3 separate regions of the Homo sapiens genome follow, and regions 2 and 3 are each linked to region 1. Evidence: chromatin contacts called from ENCODE Hi-C or POLR2A ChIA-PET data. All regions are on one chromosome and are shown on one strand. The core of a region is the stretch at or near the end of the contact, and the rest is flanking DNA. Distances in the headings are between cores, read along the strand shown. Region 1 holds the start of MTPAP (mitochondrial poly(A) polymerase). Region 2 overlaps MAP3K8 (mitogen-activated protein kinase kinase kinase 8). Region 3 has its middle 64 kb from the start of MTPAP.

Region 1 (3,579 bases), core at 743-3,242:
TACTTGGGAGGCTGAGGCAGGAGAATTGCTTGAATCCAGGAGGAGGAGGATGCAGTGAGCTGAGATTGCACTAACGCATTCTACCCTGAGCGACAGAGCAAGACTCTGTCTCAAAAAATAAAATAAAAAAAAAGTACCTACTGCCAAGTGGCTGGAGAACATTTTATTCTGCTAAAGGGATTAAATATCCCCCACAAAAATTAAAAAGTCCTCACATCCATCCCCAAACTCATTGCTTACGCAGGACTTTCCTTGGAAGTATCAAAATCAAATATACTTCTATCTAACTTTGAGATTCTTCAACATCCATGTGGGAGTGGCAGGACTCTGTGTGGCCTGAGGGTGGCCTTGAGTGTGTGTCCGAGTGGAAGGCCCAGGATCTGGGGACTGACCTGGGGTCAAATGGCACAGCCAACTTTTTTTTTGAGACAGAGTCTTGCTCTGTTGCCAGGCTGGAGTGCAGTGGCACAATCTTGGCTCACTGAAACCTCTGCCTCCTGGGTTCAAGTGATTCTCCTGCCTCAGCCTCCCAAGTAGCTGGGATTACAGGTGCCCACCACCACACCTGGCTAATGTTTGTATTTGTAGTAGAGACAGGGTTTCGCTATGTTGGCCAGGCTGGTCTGGAATTCCTGACCTCAGGTGATCCTCCCGCCTTGGTCTCCCAAAGTTCTGGGATTACAGGCGTGAGCCACCACACCCAGCCAGCACAGCCAACTTCTAATGAGGCCACCTTAGACAAGTTACTTACTGTCTCTAAGCCTCCGTGTTCTCATCCATGAAATGGGTTTAATCACTCAGATTTGTTGAGATGATTAAAAAGGAAAATACCTGCAAGGCAATAGCACCATGCTAACACAGAGCTGGCTAGTCAGTTCCGGTGCTGGTTTGTCCTCTCTCACGCTCCGATTGCGAGGCCCCTTGCTTTTCCTTTCGCCTCCAGCAGCAGTGTATTCCCCCGGGGAGGCTGCCTTCAGTTGCAGGCTTCTTTGCACTGTTTCGTATGTCCTTTTCCCAGGCACCCGAGCAAGGGCCACTGGTTATGACACAGGCACTGAGGAGGAGCCTTGAATCAAGGGCAGAGCTCTGACTTTAAACTTTGACTCCCCAGGTGTGACCTATAGCCAGTCGTTGTCTGATCTGTGCCCCACTTTCTCATGTCCAAAATGAGAAGACTGAACCAGTCCTCTCCAATGCCTTTCGTATGGCTTTAAGATGAGGTATGTACCTCTCACTTGGAGGAGGGGCTGGCAAAACCACTTGAATTTTAATTTGAATTGAGGCATATTGGCAGAGGTTGTAAAATGTCCTCACATGGTTCAAGGAAGATGATGATGCCCTGCCTGCTCCTGGTGCCCCTTTCAGAGAGGTTAAAAGCCTTTCCATTATTTTAACTTTTTTTTTTTTTTTTTTTTTGAGACAGGGTCACGCTCTGTTGCACAGGCTTAAGTGCAGTGGCGCGATCTCGGCTCACTGCAACCTTCGCCTCCTGGGTTCAAGTGATTCTCGTGCCTCAGCCTCCCAAGTAGCTGGGATTACAGGCATGTAATCACGCCCAGCTAATTTTTTTGTATTTTTTAGTAGAGACAAGGTTTCGCCATGTTAGCCAGGCTGGTCTCGAACCCGTAACGTCAGGAGATTCACCTCCCTCAGCCTCTCAAAGTGCTGGGATTACAGGCATGAGCCACCGCGCCCGGGCTCTGGTTCTATTTTCATGATGCTATTTACAAGAGTAGGTGGAGCGCTCCTTCTATGGAACTTTTCATTTGGTAAATTGTGTGACTGTGGAAGTAAACCATGTCTGAAAGCTTAGGTATCTTCTTTCCGGCCTCAATTTCCTCTCTTCCTCTAAAAGCGAACTTCTTTCGCCTAGTTTGACCCTCGAGGCTTCCCATTTCTTTTGCCCCCCCCCTCCCCCCCGACGCATGCGCGAAAACGCGCTGACCTTTCAGCTTCGCGCTAGTGCTGTTTTTTTTTTTTTTTTTTTTTTAGCAATGGCGGTTCCCGGCGTGGGGCTCTTGACCCGTTTGAACCTGTGTGCCCGGAGAAGAACTCGAGTCCAGCGGCCTATCGTCAGGCTTTTGAGTTGCCCAGGAACTGTGGCCAAAGACCTTAGGAGAGACGAGCAGCCTTCAGGGAGCGTGGAGACAGGTGATGGCGCCGGTTTGCCCTGTAGTTCCGTCCCACAGCGGGCGAGGAGTCTGGGATCACGGGGAAACACGTGGCCTGTGGAAACGGCTGTGGACCCTTTGGCAAGAGGGTGGGGCTGTGTCCTGTCCTCTCCTCTCCTCTGATCTCTGTAGGGGAACCCAGGGTCGCCGCCGTTGCTGAGGCAGAAGTGAGATGTGTGATGTTTGTTTGGGGCGACTCCTGTGTACAGTAATGGAGTTGTTTAGACTTCCATGAAATTCAGGTCAGGAACCCAGTTTGCTTGCACTTTACAGTTTGACGAAATAGTGTTCCCAATGATAGTAATGCTACACACCTGAGCCAGTCGCTGCATCGTGTACGTATATTTCTGATTTTGATACATTAAGTTGTTGCTGGAGGCCGAGTTATATTGTAGCCTGATGAATCAAGAGGATTCTTGGTTCCTAGACATAGGGTTCTGTCTATGAAATGTACTGCCGTTTACTTTATTCTTTTTGGCCATTTTGAACCAAATCAGTCTGGTAACAGATTTGGATTCACTGCAACAGGCTGTTGTCCCGCGTTCGTTCTACATTTATATGCTTCTTTGTGTATTGAGAAGCCAGTGTTATTGAACCTCTCTTGTGACTCAAGAGCTTGTGTATTCTATTTACAGTTCTTAAAACGATCTTGCAAGAAATGTATCACTGTGTCCATTTTACAGATGTAGAAAATGGTTCAAAGAGGTAAATAACTTAGGCAAGGTCACTAGCTCAGTTAATTTAGACTTCTAGTCAAATTATTAAACAAAATGTATTGACTTCTACGATTCCTTGGAGCTATTTTTTCCCTAAAATAAGCTGGTGTCTTTATCAGACTGTATAAAAGACTTACATTGGCAGGCAGTGAGAAATCTTTATGTATTTCATTCAAATATTGATTGGATTGTATTTAGTGGAAGCTACTTCTGTTGAACATTTCTAAGTAACGCTGAAAATTTGAGTAAGGATTCTGCCAAAAAAGCTATTGTAATTTAACATTTGTATGGGTGTTTAAATTTGAGAGTATGTTCATATGCTCTTTGATATATGAAACAACCCTGTAGCGTAGGTGTGGAAGGAAATAACTGTTACTCCATTTTATAGATGAGGGAACAGGGTAGTCCAAGGGTAGCTTGAGTAGTTCAAGCTAAACTCAGCTATTCGGTGGCAAAAATTAAAAAACCCACTGTTTTTTTTTTTTCTTTTTCGGGACGAAGTCTTGCTCTGTCACCCAGGCTGGAGTGCAATGGCACGATCTTGGCTCACGGCAACCTTGGCCTCCCGGGTTTAAGTGATTCTCCTGCCTCAGCCTCCCGAGTAGCTGGGATTACAGGCACGTGGCACCACGCCTGGCTAATTTTTGTGTTATTAGTAGAGATGGGGTTTCACCATGTTGGCCAGGCTGATC
Region 2 (3,579 bases), core at 558-3,057, 110 kb before region 1:
ACTTACTATGTACAGGTAGGAGGGATAGGCTGAGCGAGGGTAGCGCTTCACCCAGGGTGGGGTGCCCGTCTGCATGTGGATGAGCGTGGCCCCCAGGCTGTAGATGTCTGCTTTGGTTGAATGGCCCCTGCACAGGATGACCTCTGGGCTCATGTAAATCTGAAAAAGAAGTGGGAAACATTCAGCTTCATTCCCCTCCTTTGTGTGGGTTTCCATTTCCCTAATCCAGTTCTGGAAATTGGCTCATTTGCCTTAAACTAGGAGAATAATGCAGGCATTCCCCAGGAACCATGCAGCAATTGCTGGAGGTGTCCCTGCAGTCTGATGAAGAACACCTGGCCGGGCGCGGTGGCTCACACCTATAATCCCAGCTGAGGTGGGCGGATCAGGAGTTCAAAACCAGCCTGGTCTCTACTAAAAATACAAAAATCAGCTGGGCATGGTGATGGGCACCTGTAATCCCATCTACTTGGGAGGCTGAGGCAAGGAGAATCGCTTGAGCTCGGAAGGCGGAGGCTGCTGTGAGCCGAGATCGCACCACTGCACTCCAGCCTGGGAGACAGAGCGAGACTCAGTCTCAAAAAACAAAACAAAACAAAACAAAACACCACCTTTTTCTGGTTGATCTGGTGGCAAAGAGCCTAGAACCAGGAATCTATCAGGGACTCCCACTCATCAAAGTTCTGCAGTACACTGATCAGGTGTAGCTAAGTTTTCAACTAAAACGCCAATTCCTTTTATATTTAAATGAACTACAAACAGACTTCTTTATCTGTTTGTCATTACACTGCTAACCTTCTAAATATCTGCAATGATAAAAGGTGATAGAAGTCTATAGGGTATTAACACAAATTTCTTGAAAGGGAAAAACTTAAAAAATAAAGTGTAATATTGTAGAAGTGATTCTAAAGAGTCATTTTTACAAACTATCTGTTATTTTTACCTACTATGTAGCCCAGTGACTAAATATTAAATGCAGCCATATTAACATTGTATAAGTTATATTTGGTCTCATGAGTCCATGCTGAATAAACAGGGCTGGTTTTATAAATAGTTTCTCTAACGAGCATTTATTTCTAAACTTAAGAAAGAAACAAAGAGAGGTGGGGCATGGTGGCTCATGTCTATAATCTCAGCACTTTGGCTTTTTTTTTTTTTCGAGATGGGGTCTCCCTCTGTCACCCAGGCTGGAATGCAATGGTGCGATCTCGGTTCACTGCAACCTCTGCCTCCCGGGTTCAAGCTATTCTCCTGCTTCGGCCTCCCAACTAGCTGGGATTACAGGCATGTGCTACCACGCCTGGCTAATTTTTGTATTTTTAGTAGAGATGGGGTTTCACCATGTTGGCCAGGCTGGTCTCGAACTCCTGACCTCGTGATCCACCTGCCTCGGCCTCCCAAAGTGTGGGGATTACAGGCGTGAGCCACTGAATCTCAGCACTTTGGAAGGCCGAGGCAGGAAGATTGCTTGAGCCCAGGAGTTTGAGACTAGTCTGGACAAGATGGAGACCCCCCATCTTTACAAATTAATTAGTTACCTAATTTAATTAAACATTTTTTTAAAAAGGAACAGAGCAAACACTGGTGACCAGTGATTTGTATTCATGGCTGGTGCAGACATATAGTAGTTAATATCCTGATTATCAGTATTTCGCTTGAAACAGCTTGTACACTGTCTGCCATGTGAATAAGAGAATGGAGGTCAGTGTTTCCGGAACACATTTCAGGGTAAGTAATTAGAGAACTAGCTTACAAAAACCAGAGAAACTGCCCAGTCTCCCCACCCTAACCCTGCTCAACTCCTTCCTGCAAGCCACTTCCGGGCCAGCTTCCTTTTGCTCTCAGCAAACAGGTGAAACTGAGCTCCCGTTCTCAAGCTTTCCCTGCAGCAGAGCCAGAGGACTTTCCAGAAGGACTTTGCTACTAAATATATCACAAACTTAAAAAATTAATGCACAACATTGTACCTATAGTCAACAATAGTGTATTGTATACTTAAAAATGTGTTGAGAGGGTAGAGTTCATGCTAAGTGTTCTTACCACAATCAAATAAAAAAGAAAAAGAAATGCAATGGGTATTATTAACTGTCCATAGAGGATGCCTATCTTCTCTCCTGTACCCCCTCCTCCCTGCCAATAAAGCAAGGATTGGGCGGAGTGCCCACTGCTGGTGTAGCCCACAGGGGTTGTGCAGAGGTGGCTCTGCAGGTTCTATGTGACTGCACGCCTAGGCAGCCTGGGGGGATGGAACATCTGTAAGCCTGGTGGCCTGGGTGCTGCCACTCAGGTAGAAACCCCAGAGCTTCCTGGCTCGGAGCTCTTGTTCCTCAAGCTCTACCAACTACCAGTTAGATCAGGGAGCAGCAGGGCATAATGTTCGAGCACTCTGGCTGATTAGAAGGCATGAAACAGCCCTGGTGGGACCAACACAGGGCTCTCTGAGAGTTCTGCACCCTCGGGGCAGGGCACTGGAGCAAGAGAAAACCTTGATGTCAGCGATCGAACCCTTCACCTTTCAATATGTTTATTAGAAAGGGAAAGAGACCGTGTGTGTGCGTATATGTGCATGTGATGACTATATGTTAACTTACAAAGGTAAAACCAAGCAGACTTAGAAGGATTTTTCAAAAAGGACCAAGTTCTAAAAGTAATTCTGATTTGTTATTCGCATTCACTATGTATTCTCTCTCTGTACCTTGCAACTCAAAAACAGTCTATTCTGTATATGCTGGATTAACCCTGGATGTGTATTACATGGTTACAATAGAATGCTCTGAATACCAATGCTTAGAGAGAGCAATCAAACAGGGGTAACCAGGGTTTGCATTTGGGAGCTATACTGCAGAAATCAGAAATTGTCTATGACTGTGCAGTAGCCACATGATCAAATTCTAACATCAGCCAGTCTGCACAGTTGACTAATTAGATCTCCTGGCTCTTTAAGTAGGAAGGGTAAAAGCAAGCTTGTTGAAAGGTTTCACTGGTCACTTCACAACTTTGTTCATTATCAAACTTCAACTCGTGTGTACTAGGCAGATATTAAATGCAGGCTGATTAGAAGAGAGTTTATATTTATAAACACCAAGGCACAGTTTTGCACTTCACAAAAAGCAATTTGCATTTGCCAAAAAAAACCTGATCCAAATACTACTCAGGAGTAAAATATGTTATTATCTCATATCCATGCATTCCGCTAGACAGCCCCAGAAAGAACACTTCTTTCTCCAATGTTGCAAAATGTTCAACTTCACCACATTGCCAGGAAGAGAAAAGTATTTTCCATCTTTAATACCATAAATAGTTTGTTTTTCAAACTGGTTCCAGGAAAAAGGGTGGTGGAATATTACATATCTGAACTCCTGACTAATGCCAAATATGCTGAAACATTTTCCAAAGAAAACATGTCGTAAGCATTAAGTCTTATTAGACCTCACACTTTGGTAAAGTATTCTTAAGATCTGGGGACTAAGCATTCTTAAAAAAAAAAAAAAAGTACAGCTTCCCTTCTGAATATTGTTCTGCTCAAAGACAACCGTCAAGAATCCTCGCTCGAGCATTTTCAATAATAACTTCAGTAAT
Region 3 (3,579 bases), core at 563-3,062, 64 kb after region 1:
ACACTGCTGCGGGGCCTGCCTGGAGTTTGCTCCTGCTGGCACCAAAGCAGCCAGCTGGTTCCTGCACTCACTTGCCTACATGCTCCCTCCTGTGAGGGGTGGAGCATGGCAGACCTGAAGGAATGGAGCAGCCAGCCGGTTCCTCCATTCATTTGCTTGTGTGCTCCCTCCTACAAGGGGTTAAGCGGGGTGGGCTGAGTAAACAGGGCACCCCTGTCACGAGTCCCACGAAACAGTCAAGAAAATAATCCTGCATCAATTTGACTCCTCGTCCTCCCCTAATGGTTTGCAGTCTTTCCTATGTCATAATAAAGCTACATTTTATTCTGGAAAAAAATTTGCTCTACAAGTTTAGAGACTTGCTGCATTTTGTTCGCTGCCAATTCCTTAGGACTTAGAACAGTTTCTTGCAAATTATAGGGGCTCTTATTTAATTTCATAAAAGGAAGGACATTCCTCCCTGCAAAAGATAAAGAAGATGATTTCAGAAAAATATAACAGATCTTTTCTAAGAAAGAAAACTTGACAGCTTTATACTGATTTTTTACAAAAACTGTGATTACTAGAAAAGATATTGCACACTATTACATTATGGGTTGTGTTAAGATGAGATTTTTCCTTGACTTTGACCCCCTTCGTGGAACTGGAGTGACTCATTTCACTCAGCCTGCAGCCTGCAGTCTGTGGATGGCTAAGTGTTAACAGCTCAGTAAAAGGTTAGGGTGACAGCCTTCTGCACCTGCTCTTTTTGACACCCGAGTTGTTGTTCAATATTCTGGGAGAATCAGGTCACATGAACTGTTTGAAAGATGATTGGTGCAGAAGACTATTGAGCAGTGCAAGTGGCTCTCGGTGGAAGGGGAGCTGGAAAGGGGATCGAGTGGGAAGAAGGTGATCTTTCCCTGAAGCCCAGCCTGTCTCCAGCCAGGCTCCCCTCTGAAGCCGCACCGTCTGAAGTTAGCTGCGTTTATCCATATTCTACAGTACGCAGTTGCTGCTTCTCTGCTCACCACTCAGCTGCTTGTATCCCCGACAGTCAGCAGCTTTTGTATGTGTGTGTTTTTTTTCCCTCTACCAGCTGAAGTCTGGTTTTTTGTGGGCACAGGATAGGGGGCGGGGTGGGCCAAAAAGGAAATCATTTGGGTGGAAAAATGGGGTTGGCTGTTTTCACTTAGGGCCAAGGTTCCAGGCTTCAGGATAGAGTTTAGCCAGGAGCCCAGCCCTTCTTGGATCAGTGCAATTATTTGTCCCTTAGATACATGTCTTTAAATTAGGAGTCTGTATTCAACATTACAAGAGAAGTGAAACTCAAATGTCCAGCTTGTACAAGTACTTCATTTTCAGTGGTGTACCGAAAATGGAAGCAACACTCACTGCTCTTTCACTCAATTTGAGATAGTTCCCCAAGATACCAAGCAGATACCTAGCAGAGCCCAGGAAAACCAGCCCTCACCACCCCTCCAGAGCTGAGGGCTGGGAGCTGCCCTCATGCATGAGTAATGACTAAGTGTGGGAGGGCCCTGCCATCCCTTTCCAGCCTTCAGTGGCCAAACCCTGGGACTGTTCTTTCTCTCATTCCTTTGCAGGGAAGACAAGGGAAAATGTATATAATCCTTCTGAGACATGAAGATCCCAGGATGGTACGTCTTTCCCCATCTCAACAGGGAAACAGTGGTTTCCTTAATCTTTGAACAAAGAAGAAACTTCCTATTTCATCTCTAAGAGCAGAAAGTGGAACAGATGATAAGCTGTTTGTGAAGGGTTCCATCCTCTGAAGGGTGTGAATATCTTCATGTCAACAGGAAACCCAGGGCCCTTGTGTAACTCTGAAAAGAAGAAATGTGCCTTCTACTCCTGATTAAGTCAGGTTCATCATAAATAGAGGAGCTGGGCATTTCTTGGTGGCTGGATAATCTTTTCCTCTAGGTGCCATCCTGGGGAAATAGATTATTAAATAATCTATCTCTTCTCAAAACCTAGGAAACTTAAAGAAGAGTTAAGTCAATTTACCTCACAAAAGGGAAAATCAGGCCAGAGAGTTCTTTTCACCATGTTTATATGAGTTTCTGAAAATAGCAATACAAAGACTACAACCTCACTTAAAATTTCAAACAACGTAGGATTAAAATGTAGACAGCTCCCAATTTTACATTATCCATTTCACTCCTGAAGGGCAAATGCTATATGCAGTTTGGGATGGGACCTTCGAGACATTTGCTATGTATACACCACACACACACACACACACACACACACACACACACACACACACACACACAATGATTTCCTCCATTCTATGACGCCATCAAATGTAAAGCCCAGGAGTGAACTGGTGCCACTTCTCAAGGCTACTGTCCCCTCCTGTTGTGTCCTCTCCCGTTGTGCCCCAAGTGTAGGCACAGCCCAATCCCTTTCTCCACAGCAAGACTAATCAAGTAAATGATGGTTTGCATAGCGATACTGACATTTTTGAGGGACAGCTAGCAGGAATTCCATCCCATAACAAGCCAGAAAATCTAACTAGATTATTGCTCTGGAATTGGACAGCCTGGGTTCGTATCCCAGTTTTTCTACTCACTAATGACCTGACTTTGAGAAAATTACCGAGGTGTCTTAACTTTCTTATGTGTGAAATGAAGATAATAATAGTACCTGCCTTATAGGGTTGTTCACAAAATTATATTAAATACATGAGAAGAGTCTATAGCCATGCTGGGTAAGAAGGAGTGCTCAGCAAATGTTAAATTTGTTTTACTCTTCCAAAAATCCATGTGTCATACTACAAGGCAGGGGTCAGCAAACTTTTTCAGTAAAGGGTCACATAGTAAATATTTTAGGCTTTGGAACCCATATGATCTCTGTAAAACTACTCAACTTTACATGGGGGAAAGAAGCCCTAGACAATATGTAAGTGCATGGGTCTGGCATGTTCCAATAAAGCTTTATTTATGACATGTGAATTTTATATACTATTCACAAGTCATGAAATATTCTTTTAAAAAATTTATTTCTCAATCATTTTAATGTAAAACAAACAAACAAAAAAACAAACAAACCATCCTTCACTCCTGGGCCATGCAAAATCAGGTAGTGGGCTGGATTTGGCCTACAGGCTGTAGTTCACCAACGAATCCCACCACCAGCATCACAGGTGTACCCACCTGGCCGTTTCTGTGCCCTCTCTTTTCCAGGTCTCCATTTCCCTGTTTTTGCTCATGTTTCATCTATAGGAGAAAGCAAAACTTGGTAATCACCTTTCTACTCAAGAAGAGCCCTTTCCCATTAGGACACAGGGAGCATGGTCCCTCTGTCTCAGGCTCTACACTACAGGTTGAGCTCTGCCCTCACCTTTGCAAACTAGAGGGCCTGGGGAAAATGGTCACATGTGTTATACGTGGAAGCCTGCCTTCTGTTGGGGACATATATTTTAATGGCTGCATAGAAGTCAACTGCTTGAGCCCACAAACTTCTTTAACTTGTCCCTTGGTGATTGTTATGGTTTGGATGTGTGTCTCCGCCCAAATCTCATGTTGAATTGTAATCCCCAGTATTGGATTTGGGGCCTGGTGGGAGATGATT

The links. A loop is a pair of places that touch in the nucleus more often than their neighbours do. ChIA-PET counts read pairs that join two places held with the same protein, here RNA polymerase II (POLR2A). Pooled maps may share reads with other maps.
Region 2: a loop to region 1 is called in a pooled map, with 2.2 times the contacts of the local background. The contact joins the enhancer-like site here to the promoter of MTPAP in region 1. A Hi-C loop is called at or near these places in 3 of 50 pooled maps. POLR2A ChIA-PET finds 5 or more read pairs at or near these places in 2 of 52 experiments (OCI-LY7 and WTC11).
Region 3: a loop to region 1 is called in a pooled map, with 4 times the contacts of the local background. The contact joins the enhancer-like site here to the promoter of MTPAP in region 1. A Hi-C loop is called at or near these places in 2 of 37 single-sample maps with no recorded cell type and 5 of 50 pooled maps. POLR2A ChIA-PET finds 5 or more read pairs at or near these places in 7 of 52 experiments (GM10248, IMR-90, PC-3 and 4 more).

Annotation. Positions count from the first base shown.
Region 1 is chr10:30,347,691-30,351,269 of GRCh38, reverse strand. It overlaps MTPAP (mitochondrial poly(A) polymerase), which reads left to right and starts at 1,992. Exons shown (of 9, transcript NM_018109.4): 1 at 1,992-2,151. The coding sequence starts at 1,995. RefSeq lists enhancers at 1,981-2,120, 2,151-2,200, 2,251-2,320, 2,331-2,430, 3,012-3,512.
Region 2 is chr10:30,454,664-30,458,242 of GRCh38, reverse strand. It overlaps MAP3K8 (mitogen-activated protein kinase kinase kinase 8), which reads right to left. Exons shown (of 9, transcript NM_005204.4): 7 at 7-159. Among named protein-coding and RNA genes, the nearest start is that of MAP3K8, 22 kb to the right of the region's middle. Within about 2 kb of position 1,807, at least 22 of the 41 ENCODE cell types and tissues checked have a DNase peak (open chromatin) inside an H3K27ac peak, as active enhancers do; they include OCI-LY7, where a contact is called at or near this core.
Region 3 is chr10:30,283,269-30,286,847 of GRCh38, reverse strand. No RefSeq gene overlaps it. Among named protein-coding and RNA genes, the nearest start is that of MTPAP, 64 kb to the left of the region's middle. RefSeq lists an enhancer at 1,636-1,715. Within about 2 kb of position 1,812, at least 3 of the 41 ENCODE cell types and tissues checked have a DNase peak (open chromatin) inside an H3K27ac peak, as active enhancers do.